2 separate regions of the Homo sapiens genome follow, and region 1 is linked to region 2. The links are chromatin loops, found by intact Hi-C in ENCODE. Cell type or tissue: endothelial cell of umbilical vein. All regions are shown on one strand. Links, peaks and the distances in the headings refer to the core of each region. The heading gives the core; the rest is flanking DNA.

Region 1 (9,094 bases), core at 1-8,000, 100 kb before region 2:
AGCAAGCCCCCAGCGTGCCCCCAGTTGGCTCGAGGAGGCCAACACCCAGGGTGCTGGGAGGCCCTCTCCACTGTTACCCTGTATCTGGAAACTGTCTGGAGCCTTTCAGTTCTCGGGTCCCGTCACCCCCGAAGTCCCTCCGTCCTTGCTGCCACTACACACTGCTTTTTTGGGGAAATGGAACTGCCTTCTCTACCCATTAGTCACCTCCTCCCAGGCCAGGCCTCTCAGCTGCCCCTACATGGCCTTGAGGCCCCTCAGGCCCACTTAAGGGTTTCCTCTTTTTCCTTGGTATTATCTTCTGGGGTGGGTGTGGGGGCCATGGGTCAAGTTCCCCAGCCCCTACCTTCTAACTCCTCCTGGATACTCCTTGACCCAGTGGGCAGTGTGCCTTGGAGGCCCCCCGCTCCTGAGGGACAGCCAGGGCTGATCGTCTGTCCTCCCAGGCAGGCTTGTTTCCTCCTGGCTGGTGTGAGTACACACTTCCTCCTGTCTGGGATGCCTGAGCTCCGGCATCCCAGTGTTTACTGTAAAAAAAAAAAAAAAAAACCTCAGGTGACATCTTGGACCACTCATGCCCCTCCGGTGAGGGCACATGTGCCTCATAGGGCACCCAACATCCCAGAGTGGACAGGGGTTTCCACTAGAGAGAGGCCCAGGGAGGCCTGATGAAAGCTGTTTGCACTACTGTTTTTGGGTGTGTTTTTAGGGGGTGGGGTGTAGAGCTGGGGTCTCGCTATGTTGCTCTGGCTTGTCTTGAACTCCTGGACTCAAGTGATCTGCCCGTCTTGGCCTCCCAAAGTGTTAGGATTACAGGCGTGAGCCACCACGCCTCTCAGCTGCCGCCACTTAGCCTTGAGGCCCTGTACTACTGTTAAAACACTCACTCATGTAGTTCATGCAGCAGTGACTTGGGTGACTTCAGCGTAGAAGTGCCAGGCACCTGTTCAGGCCCTGGATGACATGAGGGCACTTCCCGGTGGAGGGAGGTATAGGCTCCAGAAGCCAGTGCGGAGGGACCAAGGCTGAGTGGGAAGAATGGGGAAGAAGGGCATTGCCAGCCAAGACCCCATGATGGGGCTGGGCTGTGGGCAGTGAGGGGGTTCCTGAAGGGCCTGAGGGTTTATCCTAGTGGGCAGGAGCCATTACATGGTTGAGGCAGGCCCCTGACCTGTGTGTTCAGACACATTGCTTTACTGTCTGCGGAGAGTGTGGAAGGGGTTGGTTTAGGGGAGGGACAGAATCCTTCTGTTGTACCAGCCCTCGAGGGCTCTGATGGTAAAATCCTTCCCTTCTGTGCCCTCCCTTGCAAGATGCCTAGTCAGTGCCCCAGTGTCACATCCTCAGGCCTGGCCACGTGGGCTATGTGGGGTTGCAGCAGTCAGCCTGGCTTCACCCTGGGGCTTTGTGTACCCTCAAAGCCATGCGGATGGAAACCAGGGCTGGCCTGGGTCTCTGACTCACCCCCAATTCCCCCTCAGGTGGAGAAATCCCTGCAGCGCATCCAGAATGGGCAGCGCAATGCCATGTACACATCCCAGCAGAGTGTGGAGAACAAAGTGGGCGGCATCCCTGGCTGGCAGGCCCTCCTCACCGCTGTGGGCTTCCGGCTGGACCCCCCAACCAGTGGCCTGCCAGCGGCTGTCTTCTTCCCAACCTCCGACCCGGGCGACCGGCTCCAGCAGTGCAGCAGCACACTCCAGTCCCTGCTGGGTGAGCTGTGGGTGTAGGGCTGGGGCAACAGGCCTGGCTGACAGCAGGTGGAACAGTTGGTGGCCTTGGGCCCCGCATTCATGAGGATGCTGGATCTCCCAGCTAGGAGCAGGAGGGTGTCCTGAGAAATGGCAGGGGGTCCCAGATACAAGCATCTCCACACCTGGAGGAAACAAGTGCCATTTACCTGCTGTTTCCATCTGTGATGGCAGGCATCTGCGCCCCACTGGCGCTGCCCCTTCCCGGGATGATGGGAGGTCGTGCCGGCAGACACTGGCCACTACTGCCATTGTCATCAGCAGCTGTGGCCCCGATGAAGCTGTGCGGCCAACCCCAGGGTGAAGCTGGGTGCTTGACTAGGGGTGGTGCTGCCTGGGTCCTGGGAGTGTGGCCACGCCTAGAGGACTGCGGCAGGGTCAGGACTCAACCCACTTCCACCCACCTTCCTGGGAGACCACGCTGTCCTTTTCCAAGGCACACACAGACACACATGTCTAGCTGTGCTGAGCTTCTGAAAAATGCCACCGATGCCAAGGATTTAGGGTTCTTTCCCCTGGGAAGGTGGCAGGCTTTTGGGTGCAGAGGCCCTTCTGAATAACTTCTACCCTTTTTTCTTGGTTTAGGTCTGCCCAATCCTGCCCTCCAAGCCCTTTGCAAACTCATCACTGCCTCCGAGACGGGCGAGCAGCTCATCAGCCGGGTAAGTCGAGCCTGGAGGGCTGAGCCAGGGCCTGAGGCCCATGCTGATTTGGAAAGGCAGAGCAACTTGGCCCTAAATAGGAACCTGTAAGTGAATGCAGTCTCACCGCCTTTGTGATTCAAAGGAGAAGGTGAGGGCCGGGAGTAAGAGAATAGCCCTGCCTGGCAAGTGCTGTTTACCTGCTGTTTCCATCTGCGATGCCAAGGCATCCGTGCCAGCGGCACTGCCCCTTACCGGCATGATGGGAGGTCGTACCAGCAGACACTGGCTGCTATTGGCATTGTCATGGGCAGCTGTGGCCCTGATGAAGCTGTGCGGCCAACCCCAGGGTGAAGCTGGGTGCTTGACTCAGAGGGGCACAGAGGGGCAGGTTTGCATAGTGTTCTCATATGTGCTGAGCATCCAGGGCCTTCAGAGGATGCTTATGGGGCCCCTGTCACCTGTGGTCTCAGGGCATTTCCTGAAATCTCCACTCGGTGGTCTCCTGAACCTTGTCCTCCTCACCACCCACTTTTTCAGCTGATTGACGAGTGTTACAGCCACCCTCCCCAAGCCACCAGGTGTGGGGCCAGCCCACCAGGATGGCTGCAGGTGTTCCCACGCTTCTTTGATCAAAGTACTTAACCATGCCTGAAACAAGATAGTCACCAAGGCAAAGCAGTGAACCCAGGAGCAACTCTCATGCAAGACACTGCTTAGCAGATGTGCTTTCTTTTAGGAAAATACAGATCTAGTTCAGGAGTTCGGCGGGTTCCAGTTCTTAGCATCATGTAGGTCCTTTGCAGCTTGGCCTGGGAGCTTCTCAGTACCCATGCTGCACCACTGCGTTCTGGCCAGTGAGGGTCTGGACCAAGCCCCTGGGGGGACAGCTGTGGGAGCACTTCTGGAGGCTGGAGCAGCCCTTGAAGAGCACAGAGTTGCTTTTCTGGCCATTTTGGAGTGTAACAATTTGAAAAAGTAATATATGTTGTTATTAGAGATATTTGCCAGCAAATTTCACTGAAGTGGAAATATTTCTATGGAGAAATAAAGCTGCTCCATCTACTATTAGCCTCTGAAACACACTGAGTGCTACCTAGGGCTGTTTCCACCTGGATTTGGAACTTAGAACCAACAGTGACCTGTCCCCTTGGCTGAGTCCCTGCTCATTTTGTAATAAGTGTATTAACGCCTGCTCGTTGAATAGCATCAGGAAGACACTTCCAGAACACTGCATATTAAAGCATCCTGAACCCAGGCGGTCTAGAGGTCTGTGTTCTACAAAATCTGAAAGCCAAAATTATACTCCATTTGCAAGGCTGTGCTGAGAGGCCAAAAAGCCAGTTGCTTAATTTCTTGCTTTTGATGGGAGCACAGGGACTTTCTGCCTGATACGCTGTTGGGCCCTAGGGACATGTCCCGAGGCTGCCCCCAGTGGTGGCAGCTGGTGGACCTTTCCTGGCTCACTCAGGAACCAGGGACTTTGGTTTCCTGAGCTGGCTACAAACGCCCGCTGTGCTCTTTCCCTCCCGAGCCTCTACTGGCTGGGAAGGGAGGCCTGGCTGATGCTGCCCCTGAGCCCCTGGATCCGCACGCGGCTGGCCTGGGTGTGGCTGTCCGTTCTCCTGTGTGTCCCCTGCTGACTCTTGCTCCTCTCCCCTCCCAGTCAGAGCCGCGGGCCTGGTGTGGCGCTTCCTAAACAGTGATCAGCTCATGTTGCATAACAGCCTGTGCTTGAGTCTAAACTCTCTTCTTTCTCTCTTTCTTTCTTTTTCTTATAATCTGCTGGCCGAAGGCTGTTAAAAATATGGTTGGAATGGTGAGTACTACTTTAAGTAGCAACTGTTGTCAGGTGAGCCCCTCAACCCACCCACCCCCGAGTTCCCCTGGGCAGGCTCTGAGCTCGGGGTGCACGTGCTGTCAAACGGAGCCACACGGGCTGCGGCGCCCCCGCGGGTGCGCACTGCTGCTGGACTGGCGGCCCGTCCCCTTCTCTGCTCTGCCTCCCCTCTTCCTGCTCCGCCCTTCTTGCGTCCTTGATTTGACCTCCTGAGGTCCACCAGACAGCAGGGGCAGAACCAGCTTTCAGTGAGTGTCACTCTGTGAACCCACACACAGACCCCTGAGGAGAGGCCACAGACCCTGAAATCTGAAAGGAAATGGACACTTGAGTGGGTAATTCCTCGAGCTGTGAGGCTCTAAGATGTAACCGGGTTCCACTTCGCCATCCACCTCAAGGTCCTAAAGATGACTTAAGAAAGTGGGAGGTGGCCGGTCCCCTAACTCACCCCTTCTACTCTCCATGGCCTCTCCTGTGAGGCTCTCCCACGCCTGAGGGAAGACACAAGGCTGGAAGCAGAACCCGGCCCCGGCCCCAGGAGGCCACACAGCCTCTTGCCCCAATGCCCCATGAGCTTCCCACAGAGAGGACAGCAGGACAGTAGGTATGAATGCACCTGAAAAAGAATCTCAAATGCTACACTCATGAGAGGGTCATTAGCGATGCCAGTGACAGGTGACATAAGAATAATGGGTCGAGTCTTGAGGTGGGCTGGAGGGGAAGGAGACACAGGGTGCTCACGCTGTCCCCCCTTCCTCAGCTCCACCAGGTGCTGGTTCAGCTCCAGGCTGGCGAGAAGGAGCAGGACTTGGCATCAGCTCCCATTCAGGTCTCCATCAGCGTCCAGCTGTGGCGGCTCCCGGGATGCCACGAGTTCCTGGCAGCTCTAGGTAGGCAGAGAATCCTTGACTTAAATGGGTTCTTGAATTCCATCTTTTAAATCTCTGTTTTTCCTCCTGGTTTCTGTTGGGCAAAGTATCTCAGTGTCTTCTTAAAATATTATCTTAAAACAGTTAACTCAGGCTGGGTACAGTGGCTCACGCATGTAATCCTAGCACTTTGGGAGGCTGAGGGGGAGGAACACTTGAAGCCAGGTGTTTGAGTCCAGCCTGGGCAACACAGGGAGACCCCATCTCTACAAAAATTAAAAAAAATTAGCCGGGCATGGTGGTGCATGCCTGTAGTCTCAGTTACTCAGGAGGACTGAGGCAGAGGATCTCTCTTTTTCTTCCAAAAAAAAATTAACTTAGATTCCAGTGGTTTAGCAGGATTCCCAAATGGTACAAATGGCTTTGTGCCATTTCCTCTGCACTGTGATTTCATCTCTGTCATTTGTGCCCATTACCTTAACATGAACCTGCTAGACTCTAGTATTATTGGAGGTCAAGTGTTATTAGGAGCTAAAGAAAACTAAAATTAGAGTCATAAGATGATAATGGTTTCAGTGTTGTCCTCTGTCAACGGGTACTCAAAACTGGCAGGAAAACAGTACTATTGAAACCACCTCTGAGAGACCATGGGTACCTAGGACTGCACATAGCAGGGGCCTCAGTCAGTGCAGGACACTCGATTTCCCTTTTTTACCATTTGTAACGTGCAGGTGTGACTCCTGACATATTGCTGTGTACCTGTAATGGTGCATCTGTTGATAGAACACAAGAGGCTGTGAGCCACTCCCCTCCTGCCCCACTTAGGGGCCCAGTGACTGGCTCGGGAACCATTCACTCCACAGGTTTCTTTTGAACACCTGTTATGTGTCAGGCAATGTTCCAGGCACTGGAGATGCAGCAGTGAGCAAAAGACTAAATTCCTACCATCCTAGAGCTTGCACTCTACTGGGAGAACACGAACAAACCTAATACAGTGTCTAAGGGACGCCTTAGGAAGCCAGGGAGCACCATGGCAGGCAGAAGCAGATGGGTGGGAGCAGGGCCAGGACAGGCCCACAGAGACTGGGATGTTTGCAGGAGAAAGTGCCAGGCCGAGGGAACAGCCACGGAGGGGTCGGGGCGGGGTAGGGGGCAGGGCAGATCTGTGGGCTGTGATGCCAGGGAAGGCCTTTGGATTTTAAACTGAGAGAAGTGGACACCCTTGAGAAGATGGCACTGTCTGACCTCACTGTTACATGGATGAGCTGTCAGACATGGCCCGACAGAGAATCCTTAAAAATGCTTCTTTCCTGCCGGGTGCGGTGGCTCACTCCTGTAATCCCAGCACTTTGGGAGGCTGAGGTGGGTGGATCACCTGAGGTTGGGAGTTTGAGACCAGCCTGACCAACGTGGAGAAACCCCGTCTCTACTAAAAATACAAAAATTAGCCAGGCATGGAGGCGCATGCCTGTAGTCCCAGCTACTCAGGAGGCTGAGGCAGGAGAATCATTTGAACCCAGGAGGCGGAGGTTGCTGTGAGCCGAGATCGCGCCACTGTACTCCAGCCTGGGCGACAAGAGCAAAAAGCTCTGTCTCAAAAAAAAAAAAAAAAAAAAAGCAAGCTTCTTCTCGCTCGGGGTCCCACTGTCTAACCTGTTTTGTGGGTGACCTTCCCCGACCACCTCAGCTCAAGGCTGGCTCCTTGTGTTTTCAGACACGTCGTGTATTGTGAAGGTAAAGTGGGGAGCTACAGTGCCTCACAGGGGTTCTGAATCCCCTTGGATTAGAAGCTTGGCATCCTTTACAGGTTGCATTACTTGGTTTTTTATTTTTTTTTAACTTTTTTTGTAGAGATTGGGTTTCACCATTTTGCCCAAGATGGTCTTTTTAAACTCCTGGGTTCAAGCAACCCTCCCACACAGCCTCCCAAAGTGCTGGGATTCAGGTGTGAGCCACTGCTCCTGGCCTACATGCTTTTCTTCTGTGGGTTTAAAGCATCATTTTCCTGGTGTAAACATAGTAAATTTCTATGTAGGCAGCAGCAGATGGACGCTAGACTGAGAAGGGCTGGGTTCCCATCCGGGATGCTTCTCTTGTCACTTCTGTGAGAAGCCATAGGGCAAGCCTTGGGGGGCACTGCCACGAGTGAGTCAGCAAGAGGAAGCCACAACCACAACCTTTTTTTTTTTGGAGACAGGGTCTTACTCTATTACCCAGGCTGGGGTGCTGGAATGCAGTGGCGCGAGCTCAGCTCACTGCAATCTCCACCTCCCAAGTAGCTGGGACTTGAGGCATGCACCACCCACGCCCAGCTAATTTTTGTATTTTTTGTAGACACAGGGGTTCGCCATGTTACCCAGGCTGTTCTCCAGCTCCTGAGCTCAAGTGATCTGCCTGCCTCAGCCTCCCAAAGTGTTGGGATTATAGGCGTGAGCCACCGCACCTGGCCAAGACCTTGCTTTATAAAGGAAAAGCTCTCTTCCTCATGGAGCCTGAGGCTCCCTTTGGTGTGGGGGTGGTGGAGCCAGGCTTCCTCCCCTGCACACTCCCTGCTTTTGAGGTCCCTTTGCCAGATACATCAAGAATAGTACAGAAGGAAACCCAAAAACTCTTAACACAGGCTGTCTCTGGTGTTGGGATTATGGGGGACTTTAGTTGATGTTCCAGTTATTCTCTGTATTTTCCAAGAGCCACTGATACTCAAGGGGCGAGTCGGTCTGCATGCATTTGCAAGCTTTATGGCCTTTTGACATACAGCTCGGGGAGGAGAGTGGTGTCCGGTAGGCCTGTCATCTGGAGAGAGGTGGCTGGCTCGCTCCCAGGGCTCCAAGGCTCCAAGAAATGCCCCCTTTCCAGTCCTCAGCAATAAGCACACACCTTCACAACCCAGCATGGGCTGTCAGAGATGGAGAGGACTCAGTTCTGAGCAACCCCATTTAAATCATTTTGGTAAAAGTAGAGGTTTCTAATGGAAGCATTACATTGATACTATTCATTATTGGTTTTTAATGCTGAGTTCTCTGATTATGTCTTCCTGTTGCTTTCAGGGGCTGTTTACTTTCAAATTCAGAGGAAAATGTCCCATAGTGACCAGAATGCTCCTCTAGTGAACCTAATTCCTAAGGGAATGATAGTCTCCAGATCCCCGAATACAAGTCAAAAGGCTGGCTGCCTAGATAGAGAGACGGAGGGGTTTCTCCTTTGGTGAATGTGCTGTTGCTGAGTCACGACACATAGCATGCTGACAGTAACATCGTGTACTATGGGCCCCCTTACTTTAACACTGTGAGGTCAGAGGAGAGGGTGTGGCATCGTAGGTACCCAGCACTTTGCAGTGTTGTCAGGGGAGTTCAGTGATCTACCCAGTGCTCTCAATGCAGGGACCAGGGATTCTGAGTGAAGATTTTCAATGCTGAAGACTCTTCAGGCCCTAAATTCTTGCTTTGTGGTCCCTGTCTGTATTAGTCTGTTCTTACATTGGTATAAAGATACCATTCGAGACTGGGTAATTTATAAAGAAAGGAAGTTTAATTGACTCACAGTTCTGCATTGCTAGGGAGGCCTCAGGAAACTTACAATCATGGCGGAAGGCGAAGGAGAAGCAGGCACCTTCTTCACAAGGTGGCAGGAGAGACAGCACAGGAGAAATGCCAGACACTTATCAAACAACCAGATCTCGTGAGAACTCCCTCACTATCATGCGAACCAATCCAATCACCTCCCACCAGGTCCCTCCCTCGACATCCAGGGATTACAACTTGAGATGAGATTTGAGTGGGGACACAGAGCCAAACCATATCATCTGTGGCCATAGCATCTGCACTTGGCTTCTCCCCAGGGAGACATACTTGCAGGTGTCCCTGTAATGTCTCTTAATGTGTCTAAGTACCACGTCCACAGTTTGTTAGCCAGCCTCTTGCTCAGGAAGCTCCATGCCCTGTGTTACACCTGCTCTGAGTCTCATTAGAATCCTTAGAATTAGGGAGCAGCACC
Region 2 (11,659 bases), core at 3,660-11,659:
GATATTTTCAGCTTTTAAATGGGCATATCTTTGGCAGTTTTCAAACAATTCCTAATTAGTTCACAGATGGCATTTCAGAAATAAATGATTGATCAACATGCAGTAGAGAGGAGTTGGCATCATACTGAAACTGAATAGCTTTAGGATAATCAAATTTTGGAGAGATTTTAGACCATACAGTGCATCATTTGAATTCTACTTGTAATGTCACCTTATGTTTGTATAGGACTTTGTTGGTTACAAAGGTTACAAGTACTTTGTTGTGTATCATTTGGATTAAGCATAGGTCTCGTATATTTAGTTACATAAATCATCTGTGAGGACTGTCAGAAGATAATATTGACAGGTTTCTATTCATTTGGCAGCATCCTCATTCTCTCCTTCCTTATTATTTGGGGTTATAAGTGGTAATAAAAGACTTTTAGATCCTGCAAAATGTCAGACAGCTAATATAATGAAATAATAATTTGGGTCTTTTAATTCCCTATAATGTCCCCTGAGAGACTCAAGATAAAGATTATATGTGTAAGCATAATAGAATAATCTACAGTTTGTTTTGTTTCTTTTCTCTTTGTCATTGGTAGGTACATGGTTTAGATCCAAACACATGGAAAACTGTTGAAATTGTCCATATAGATATTGCAGATAGAAGTCAAGTTGAACCAGCAGTAAGTATTACTCAATGACATTTAATCTGTTCCCTTTTACAGTTAAAAATTATTTTCTACTATCACATTTGGGATTAAGTTAAAAAAATTATTTCCTTTCTTTCTTGTATGGCCTACATTTCTATGCCGAAGTGAGCTTGGAGTGAAGTCTAGTACGTCTGTGCAGCAAAGAGACCAGAGTAAGAGAGAAGGCGATTTGTTTTCTGTGTAGATTTTGGCTTTGTGCAAGTGATCCCTTTAAGAAATCCCAGTATACCTGGGAAATGTAGGTTGTTTTCATTGAAAAACAAAAAACACATTGTTTACAAAATAATTCTCCCTCCAGCTAGGTCCCTTTTACTTTTCAAATGTGATTAAGAAAGCAAAAATTTAATTTGCATACAAGTATTTAGTAACTCAGCTACAGTTGTTATTTGTGGAAAATGGTTGGTGTAGAGTATCTTTTTAAAAATGTTCTTTTAGATTCCAGAAGTAGGTGTAGAGTATTTTAATTTAATAGTTGTTTAGCTTTCTATTTTGAATCCTATTAAGATGTAAATATTTCTACTCCTGGCTTTTGACTTAATAAAAAAATTTCTTTTTCACAAGTAAAGATGCTTATTCCTCATGCCAGATTAAGACTCAAGATAAAGATTATATATGTAAGCATAATAGAATAATCTTAGGCTGGACACAGTGGCTTCCACTTGTAATCCCAACACTTTGGAAGGCCAAGGAGGGAGGATTGCTTGAGCACAGGAGCTTGAGACCAGCCTGGACAACATAGTGAGATCCTGTCTCTAAAAAGAAAAAAACGATTAGCTGGGCATGGTGGCATGTGCCTGTAATTCCAGCTACATGAGGAGGCTTAGACAGGAGGATTACTTGAGTCCAGAAATTTGAGGTTGCAGTGAGCCGTGATCGTACCACTGCACCCCAGCCAGGGTGACAGAGCGAGATCCTAGCTCAAAAAAAAAAAAAAAAAAAAAAAAAGGCTAGACATGGTGGCTCAAGCCTGTAATCCCAGCACTTTGGGAGGCTGAGGCAGGAAGATCACGAGGTCAGGAGATCGAGACCATCCTGGCTAACATGGTGAAACCCCTTCTCTACTAAAAATACAAAAAATTAGCCGGTATGGTGGTGGGCGCCTATAGTCCCAGCTACTCGGGAGGCTGAGGCAGGAGAGTGGCATGAGCCCGGGAGGCGGAGCTTGCAGTGAGCCGAGATCGCGCCACTGCACTCCAGCCTGGACAACAGAGCGAGACTCCGTCTCAAAAAAAAAAAAAAAGGAAAAAACAGACCCCTGTCTCATCTTGCCAAAGTTTATGAATATTAATGTGGTTCTTACTTTATAGTGTGCTAAGTGCTGCTTTGGTTTTACACAGCATGTGTAAATACAAGCACTGGTCCTCTTCCTCTAATCTAGAGAGCTAAAGCTTTGGAATAAGAGTGGTACCCTTTGTTTTGTCGTGGTCAAGCACGGTATGTTCAGTAGGCGTCCCTTTCCATTTCTATTTTTGGTGCTTATTCCCTGAACTTGAGCAGTGTTGTAAGTGAAACAGAAATAAGTCAAACGCTAAATGTCTGGTTTTGCTGTTGAAATTTAAAGGTAAACTTGCCTGAACAAAGGTCCCCGACCTTTTCTCAGATGTCACTGGGGTTGAGACTGCCAGCAGTGACCCAGTGCCAGGCTGGGCCAACTCTGCTAGGGCCCCCTTCCTGCTTAGAAGTGTGAGCACTGATAAGGGACTTTTGTTCTAGAAGTTCTTAAATTTTAGTTTTGCTGTGATTCGAAGTTGTTTCAATTTTAGGGATATTTCCACCTTTGACATTATATAGGGAGTTTTTCAATCTGTAGAAATGAAATGATATATCTGTTATGCCCTTTTATTTCTCTTGGTATTGTTTACAGCTAAGATTTACTATATGTGAAAGAATGATGGGAAGAGAAGTAATTGGGAGTAATGAGTGAGTTAGTTAATGACTAGGTCAGGACAGCTTACAAGCCTGGAGCTGCCCATCACTAAAATACCAAGCAGCAGTATGCCACACCAGGATCGGGTGCCCTGGGGAAGGCATTCCCATTATGTTGTTGGTGTTTGAAAATGCTATAATGACCAAACAAAATGGCTCGACTGACTCAGACTTATGGTCCATAGGTTTGCAGTCTACGTTGTTCACCAGCAGAGTACAAGATACCTTTGGTTTTGCTGGAGGCATAAAAATTCTTTGTTCCTGTCCTCAGGCGAAAATGGGCAGTGTTTACAGGCATGAATGCTGGTGGAAAGAGCAGAGTAAGGGCAGATTGCACAAGAACCGTGGAGGCCCTGGTTCCCATCACCTCCACCTCAGCACAGACTTCAGAGAGGAGAGGAGGCACTGGATGCATGACAGCAGCACTTGAGATAGGTGCTCCAGGTGGAAGGCACTGCACATGCAAAGGCTGAGTAGGTAGTTCTCTGTGTGAAAATGGTGATGTTTGGGGTGGATAGCTAGTGAAAAAGACTGGATTGAGCCCAAGTGAGGAGGATCTGTGTTGTGAGGTATGGAGCTTTGACTAAAAACATACATTCTAAAACTAGGTGGGCTTCAGATTTCCATTCTGAGGCTCTGCCACCTACTGGCTATTTAATCTTGGACAAGTTGGTTAGCCTCTCTTTGCCTGTATTATCTTGTGTAAAATGAGAGTAATTATAAGATTAAATGTGAGCACTTAAGAGTATATTAGTCTGTTTCATACTGCTGTAAAGATACTACCCATGACTGGGTAATTTATAATGGAAAGAGGTTTAATTCACTCACAGTTCTGCATGGCTGGGGAGGCCTTGGGAAACTTACAGTCATGGTGGAAGGGGAATCAGGCACGTTTTACATGGCGGCAGGAGAGAGAGGAGGAGGAAGGAGGAACTCCTAAACAGATCTTGTGAGAACTCACTCACCGTCACCAGAACAACATGGGGGAAGCTGCCCCCATGGTCCAGTCACCTCCCTTCCTTGACACATGGGGATCACAGGTCCCTCCCTTGACATGTGTTAATTACAATTTGAGATGAGATTTGGGTGGTAACACAGAGCCAGATCTTATCATACAGCCAGTGTGTAGTTCAGTAAATGCTAGCTGTAATTATCATTATTATTAGCTCCAGTTGTACAAGAGTTCCAAGAGTCTGTGTTCACACCAAGCATTGTCTGGGGACTAAACACAACCTGCGTATATGTGGCTTTTTGATGTTCATAGCTCCTAATTTCCCATTACGTTTTAGAGATTAGTAAGATATAAATTTATTTTAAAGTTTATTGAATTTGCAGGAACTATTTTTTATTGGGATAAAATACACATAATCTAAATTTTACCCTTTTAGCCATTTTTAAATGTATAATTCAGTGGCATTTGGTACATTAACAGGGTCCTGCAACCATCACCACTGTTTAGCTGCAAAACGTTTTCATCACCCCAAGAGGACACCCTGTACTCATGAACAGTCGTTCCCTGATTCTCCTTCCCCCTAACCTCTGGCAACTGCTAACCTGTTTTCTGTCTTTTGGGATTTGCCTATTCTGGATATTTCATATAAATAGAATCACGCAACGCACAGCCTCCTGTGGCTGGCTTCTTTCTTATACTTCGCATTGATTTACAAGATTCATCTTCGTAGTGTGTGTCAGTACTTCATTCCTTTCTATGGCTGAATAATATTCCAGTGTATGGATAGACCACATTTTGTTCATGCATTCATCTGTTTTTTGTTTTGTTTTGTTTTTGAGACAGAGTCTCGCTCTGTCGCCCAGGCTGGAGTGCAGTGGCGCGATCTCGGCTCACTGCAAGCTCCGCCTCCGGGGTTCACACCATTCTCCTGCCTCAGCCTCCCGAGTAGCTGGGACTACAGGTGCCCACCACCATGCCCAGCTAATTTTTTGTATTTTTAGTAGAGACAGGGTTTCGCCATGTTAGCCAGGATGGTCTCGATCTCCTGACCTTGTGATCCTCCTGCTTCAGCCTCCCAAAGTGCTGGGATTACAGGCATGAGCCACCGCGCCCAGCTTCATACGTTCATCTGTTGATGGACATTTGGGTTTTTTCTACCTCTTGGCTGTTGTGACTAGTGCTGCTGTAGACCTTTGTGTCACAGGAGCTTTTCGTCTAATGTGCTGTCTTGGGGGATAATTAAAGAACTGTTACGTAAGGATTATCAGACCTTTTGATGTAAAAAAAAAAAATAATTCCAGTATGCATATTTCTCTGTTACAAAAAGAAAGAGAAGAACTTTTTGGTGGCAAAGTTGCCCTTGACAGTTTTTAAGCCTGGAGCAGAGCATTGAGCTTCCAGGGTTGGGATGGAGGGTGTGGGGGTGGGCGGTGTTGAAGGCAGGTATGGGTGGTGGCAGGAGAGCTAGGACCAGACCCCCATTTCAGGGAGGAGGTGACTGTGAAATCTAGTGGTGCAGGGACCCTGGGTCTGCTCTTTTCTTCTGCACATCCTTGTCTGTCCACTTTCACAGGCATTGACAGCTGCCCCTACACTCTAACCCTTTAATTTCCGCCCCATTGTTTGGGCCTTGACTAGTTAGTGTTTTAGGATTAGCTTCTGTCCCAAACACCTGGACCACCTGAAGGTCACTACTTCTTACCAGATCCAATTTGGTTTTCTGTTAAGTTAATTAGTTCATTTCATTCTGCCCTTTTAGGTAATTTTGTCACTCGAATATTCTAGTCTACAGTGTAGAGAAAAGGCACAACACCTTTGCTATTCTAAAACGGTAATGTCATAGCAGTCAATAGTACTGAATGCCTGTGCAGTGTGTACCAGTGCTGTGCATGCAGCACTGTGGTAGCTGTCGAGGATTTGTATAGCACCTACAAGAGACTTACAGTCTTAGCAAGAGAAGCCCAGTACAATGAAGTAGTTAACAAGTGGCAGAGGCTTACAGCGTGGTCCAAAGTGCTGTAGGATTTCAGAGAAGAGAACAGATGATCTGTAAGAATGCAAAGCTGAAAAGGCTGAAGGAAAGACTCCTGACATGAGGATGTGTAGAGTTTTGATGAGTGGAACAGTCATTACACTTTTTCCTCTTACACTCGTTGCTCTGACACATTATACGTTTATTTCTTCATTTTTCTCTCTCCCTTCCAAGTAGAAATTAAACCTGAGAGGGAAGAGTCTTTGCAACCTTAGCCCATGTCTCCCCAGATCCTATAACACTGTCTGAAATGTAGTGGGTACTCAGTGAATTCCTGTTAATAAATGAATCATAGGCAAGCAGAATAGAAATGAAGGTACAGGTGTACCATCTGACATTGAATTGGAGTAGTTTTTCGAGCTGAAGGGAACCTTAGCTACCTAGGCCTCCTTGCATTTAGACTGTGCTTCACATAATCCTAAGAGTTTCTTGCCCCCTCCTCCCTCAGGTTATCAGGATGGAGCAACTAGAATAAGGGGCTGAGTTCCTTCCTGTTCCCTCTCCCAGCGCAGTTGTGCTTGCTTGTCGTTAGTCTTGACTGTAAGATTTACTTTGAACACACAGTTCTGCAGCTACAGAAATTTTGGTTTCAGGGCTAACCTCCTGAGGCCCAGGTAAGCTAGTATTTCTCATGATCACTTAGCTAATGCCTAAAGTGGAAATCCCAATTCTCAGATCACTGACTGATTCTTCCCTAGCTCAGGCCTTGCCAGGGCAGTCACTCTTCGAGCTGCCACTTGAGCATTCTCTTCCTCTCCTCACACTGCTGTGCCACGGACCATACCCTATGCTTTCCTGTTCCAACACACTACTTGTTCTCACCTCCTTTCTGGGACTCCTTTCTCTGTCCAAAGTTGACATGTCCTTCAGGATCTAGGTAGGTCGGAGCTTGCCTCCTCCAGGGAGATTTCTTTCAAGTTGAAATCAGTCTTCCTCTCTGCTGAATTTCAGAAGCTTTTGCTCATTTCATTGGTGTGTTTTGTTCTCTTTGTTTAGCAACCTGTTCCCTTTTTACAGAGTAGGCCCTTCATAAATATCGGTCAGATGAACCTGATGAGCTTGAGAATAATGATGAAACTAAACACTATGAGCCAAGAGTTTGTACTGGAATACAAAATCAATTTGATGTCCTTTTGATAACACCTGGGTTGGCAAGGGATGAGGAAGCAGGCACTCCCATACATTGTCTGTGGGAATGTAAATTAGTGGAACTGTTGCTAGTCTAGCAGAATTACAAGTGTACATAGCCTGTTGACCCAGCAAAATTCTGCTTCTAGGAATTAACTCTACCCACTGTAAAGTGACAGGTGTATAAACCTAGGATCAGAAGTCTAAGTGTTTCTTTATCAATCGGGAACTGATTAAAATCATTGTGGCACACTCATGTGATGGAGTTCAGTGCAATCATTAAAAGGGAGTGAGCTCTATTTGTACTGATGGAGAATCCTTTTCAAGACAACCTGGAGGGAGAAAGACAAAGAAGTATGTATAATATGCTTCCATTTGTTATATTAAAAGGGAGAAAAATAGTTTGCTTAGTTATGTATGGACTATCAAGAAGAATGCATAAGATGCCATTAATAGTGATTTCCCTTAGGACAGGAATGGGATGGAAGAGTTGAGGTCTGACAGAGATGTGTGCAGTGGATCAGGGGATAAACTCCTCTCACCAACTGTATGGTTTCTGTTGCTGCATAAGAGATCACTACATATTTAGTGGCTGGGTAATGTGACCTGATTAGTTTGATTAATTAAGGGAATGGCCTCCCATTACCTTTGCCACAGTCTGTGGCTTAGAAGCAGGTTAGCGGTTCTGCTTGCACTTAACGGGAGGGAATTACATGAGGGTGACTTATGGCAGGGAGGGGTTTACTTTAGGATGCATCTGCCATACCAGCAGTCAATGTTTAGTGCCTAAAACTTGCTCTTTAAGGATTGGAGTGACACTAGAATCGAGAGCTTAGTAACTATGAATAGGCCAGTAAGTGGGTGTGGGATTGAGTGGGGGTGGGGCTGCACCCCATGGATTGGGTCGCCTGTTAGACCTGGGGAGGTGGGGTGGGTGGGGATATTGGAGCAGAATCTCCTTCCTAGATTTGCTGAGTCTGTCTTGTTCCGGGGACCAGAGGACAGCTTGTGGAGGCTCAGGTTGGATGGTTGAATGGCCAGATCCAGATCCTACCCCTTCAGTCAGCCCCAGCTCTTACCCTGCAGCTCAGCTGGGAGCCTGACTCTCTTGCTTTGTAAACAGGGAATGATCCCCTTTCACAAGACCACCATCATGTCTGGGCCTGTACTAGGAGGCTGTAGCTAGAACCTGCGTTTTTCTCAACACTATTTTTATGACCAAAGGGCAGCACCTTCTGAATGGGAGATCGTGTGACTACTGGGAATTCATGTTCCTCTAATGCGCCTGTGTTTAGTGGTAACACCTCACATGTAGAATCTGGTTACCTATGCAGTTGTGAATATCCAGAAGTCAGGTAAATCACTGTCTATAGTCTTACCCAATTTAAAATTTCATGATTTGACCTTTTCTCCCTTAAATGAATGTGTTGGTGGTGATTTGGAAAAAGAAAATTAGGAAGACCTTCTGAAGGTATAGTGATCCTCAAAGTTTGTACTTGTGGCACCTTGACTCCTGGAGATTTTTGTCTCAGTCTGATTTAATCAGTGATTTTTCATTCTGTATTTAATGACTTCTGGTTTTTCTTGAGTGAGCTAATTAAAAAAAAAGTTAAATGGTTGAGTTTCTTTCATATTACTTGCTTTTAAAAAGAAAGAAAACAGCTGCATTATTAAATTTGAGTGAAGTCCTCAGAGTCAGGACAAACATGAAATAGTTGGGAGTGCAAGAAACCAAGAATTTGAAACTCCACCTGGTGGGGGCTTTCTGTCACTGCAGGTGAATGTAATACAAATGCAGCCCCAAATATTTTAATTCAGAGTGATTGTTGATTACTCTTAAGATTTAACTCTCTCAGCTAGGTTGTCAGGTGGCTTGTATACCACTCTTGTAGATTTGCTGTCTTTGGTAGTGTTTATGAACTATACTTCACCATGCAGAGAAGAGATGGGATTTGACTCATGGCATAACTGAATACTTGAGTGGATGCTTTGACATGTTTACATAATTGGAGGGTGACATCATCACAATAACTCTAGGAACAAGGATTTGTTTTAAAAATCTGTCAGTGTGACCTAGGGTCACAGAGTAGTTTGCTACAAAAATCATATGTATTTAAATATATGGGTCATTAAGACTTTTTGTTGATGACTTGTGGGAAGTCTGTATATGACTATTGCTTTAGCCACTGTTCTCTGTAATTTTCTAGAAGCTACATCACTTCCTGATGAAAGAAGCCAAGTAGTCTGGGATTTCTGCATAATGTCCTCACTTAGTATCTTTTGTCCCTTCAGAATGTACCTACCATAGGAAACGGATTTCCTGTTTCAAGAGAAAGTGACATTGTAGTGAAGTGTTATTAAGTTGTTATATCCTTTAAGAGGGAAGCGTCCTTCTGCTGGTCATCCCAGTGGTCACAGAGTACACCATGCTCCAGCAGGACACACCTCACGCCCTCTCCATCCTCAGAGCCCCTTGTTTTAAACCCAGGCATCACTTCTAAAAGTCTTCCTCAGTAAGCTAGATGCCTCTTGGCGGTCAGGATTGTACTGTACTCATCATTTCTGTTTCCAGGACCTAGCAAGATGCTGGATGCATGGCGTGGCATAAGCTCTTCCATAAAGGTTTGGTAGATCAGAGAGAATTTGCAAATGTTTTTTCTGTCTAGTATTATAAAAAAGAAGAAGAAAAGGCTTTTTGGAGGAGTTGAAGTTTTTATTGTTCAAATAGTAAATGAAAAAATAAAATCTACTTTAATTCCTTCTTTAGTAATTCTGGATAAGATATATATTATATGCCTTAAATTCTAAAAATTTTGGCCAGACACAGTGGCTCATGCCTGCAATTCCAGCATTTTGAGAGGCTGAGGCAGGAGGATTGCTTGAGTTCAGGAGTTCGAGGCTGCAGTGAGCTATGATCATGCCACTGTACTCCAGCCTGGGCAACAGAGACTGTCTGAAGAAAATAAAATTTCTGAGTGTTGTTTCTAAATGAGCAAATACCTTTTTGGTCAGATTAAAAAGTGTTTTGGTTAGATCAAATTGTAGTAAGAACCAGGAGTATCCAGCATAAAACACCACAGTGTAAGTTTTAAAGTTTTTTAATTTCTAAAGTTGTCACTGATACACAACCACAGTAAAAAGTTTAGGATTCCTTAAATGTCCTGATGAAATGCACATGCATATCTTCAGCACATTTCCAAAATATACACAAATGAGTCAGTTGACATCTGCTTCTGCTTTTTTTTTTTTTTTTTTTTTTTTTTTTTTTTTTTTTTTTAGGTATAAATTTGAATCTGGCTCTTTTTAATCATCTCCAGCACTTTGTCTAAGTAGCTTTCCATGATTTATATACAAAAGTCACTTCCCGGGAGAGGAAGACTCTTTAAAGTGTAAGCTGAAGTATACACACGATTAACATCAGAGAGACCTTCGTTTTTGGAAGTAATTTGAAAGAAAATGAGCATGGTTTAGAAAAAAAAAAAGAAATTGGAACCACATTTTTAGATATTTATGTATAACAAGAAAGGATTGTATCAGCCTTCCTCTATAGTACATACTATGTGACTTTATTTGTATAATTTTCAAGGTACTTTTTAAGTAGAAACAATGTTTAATCCAAAATTTTAAGGCTTACATACCTAAAAGTGATGCACCTTAACATCTGAGTGTTTTTTACATGTTAATAATAAGGAAATAATGATATAAAAGCATTAAATTGAGAGATGTAGTTTAAAAATCGGGATCCATTTAATATTGAAATGAATCAAATTTAAAGAGAGAATGAAATTTTTCCCCTCGTCTTTCAGCATGTTTGAGTGTAATGCTTCAGTTCATGGTGAAATTTTTCCTAAATGAGATGGTTCAAGATCAAGCATTAGCATTGTGTGACCACAGTGCCAAGACCATGGCTTTTCAGCATCACCAAGGATGATGTTCTTGAAAGGAAGAGACACAAGCTAGAAACTCGTGTGCCATATTCGTTTTGGGTCACAGAATGTGCAGGGTATGCCCTGATTGATAGGGAACTTCCCTGCAGAGTAGGAGGGGTCCCTGTTTTGTGGGCTACGCAGTAAGTTTGTTGTGCTCCTAAGATAAAGCTCAGATTTCATTCATATCACGTTCATCTTTTTGTCCTTTTTAACTTCACACTAGTTGTTACTCTCATGTGCCTCTTCCTTACCTGCCCATGAATATAATTTCCACTGTCATATTTACCCAAAATCTCCATCCTTTTTTCTGGTACCTTTCCTCATTTGCAGATGTCCCCCCCAGGGGGTAATGGGGACACAATTACGGGCTTCGAGTGCTGCAGCCCTCCTGCCTGCCCCAGGCAGCCAGCCTTCCCTCCCTACACTGTGTGGTCCCTGGGTTGTTGCTGCTGTTGAGACTCTGGACCAGTCTGCAACATCTCTTTCCAGCAGAAACACTTCGTGCAAGCAGCTTTTTCAGCACCAGCTTCTGCAGCAAAGCTGTGGGTCCACTCACTAGTCACATTTTTTTTCTTAATACCCCAGAGGACACAGGCACTCCCAAGTGGGAGCATGAGGCTGCTGATAATCAGCTCAGCCTCCTTTGCAACACCTGAATCACCTCTGCTGAGTCCAGCTCACTCACACCTCCCCCGTCCTGTCCCCAGTTTGGTCTCCTTTGGAGACCATGGTCATTAGGCAGGTCTGTACATGCATGACTTCCAGTTGTGGGTTGGGTCTGTCCACTAGTCCAGTTCTCTGAAGATTGCCTGGAAGTTAAGAGGTGGTTCTTTTTAGAGCCCCTGAGGGTCGCTGGGGAGCATTTTTAGCTAACTTCAGAGCTTGCCTGTCAAAGCCTTTATTAGGACTCAAGCCAAAACCCTGAGTCCCTTTGCATTCAAGTGTGGTCTGCCCGCAGGCAGCTTATTAGAAATGCAAATTTGTTGCCCCTTCCCTG

Evidence for each region. Peaks named below come from ENCODE experiments on the same cell type or tissue, not always from the same donor. Only the 100,000 strongest peaks of a DNase experiment are listed, where the experiment ranks them.
Region 1: it touches region 2 in a loop (3-fold over the local background); 102 of 110 quality-filtered maps call a loop at or near these places.

What each region holds. Positions count from the first base shown.
Region 1 is chr22:27,985,906-27,994,999 of GRCh38, reverse strand. It overlaps TTC28 (tetratricopeptide repeat domain 28), which reads left to right. Exons shown (of 23, transcript NM_001145418.2): 18 at 1,482-1,713; 19 at 2,337-2,413; 20 at 4,188-4,211; 21 at 4,993-5,122. TTC28-AS1 (TTC28 antisense RNA 1) reads right to left here. Exons shown (of 5, transcript NR_026963.1): 3 at 347-527. Among named protein-coding and RNA genes, the nearest start is that of MIR3199-1, 70 kb to the right of the region's middle. RefSeq lists enhancers at 1,126-1,645, 1,646-2,167. In endothelial cell of umbilical vein, for the core only: a CTCF peak has its summit at 3,824; a DNase peak (open chromatin) is centred at 3,829.
Region 2 is chr22:27,883,564-27,895,222 of GRCh38, reverse strand. PITPNB (phosphatidylinositol transfer protein beta) reads left to right here. Exons shown (of 12, transcript NM_012399.5): 7 at 585-668. Among named protein-coding and RNA genes, the nearest start is that of PITPNB, 30 kb to the left of the region's middle. In endothelial cell of umbilical vein, for the core only: a CTCF peak has its summit at 8,502 (motif pointing left); a DNase peak (open chromatin) is centred at 8,782; H3K27ac peaks cover 2,647 bases.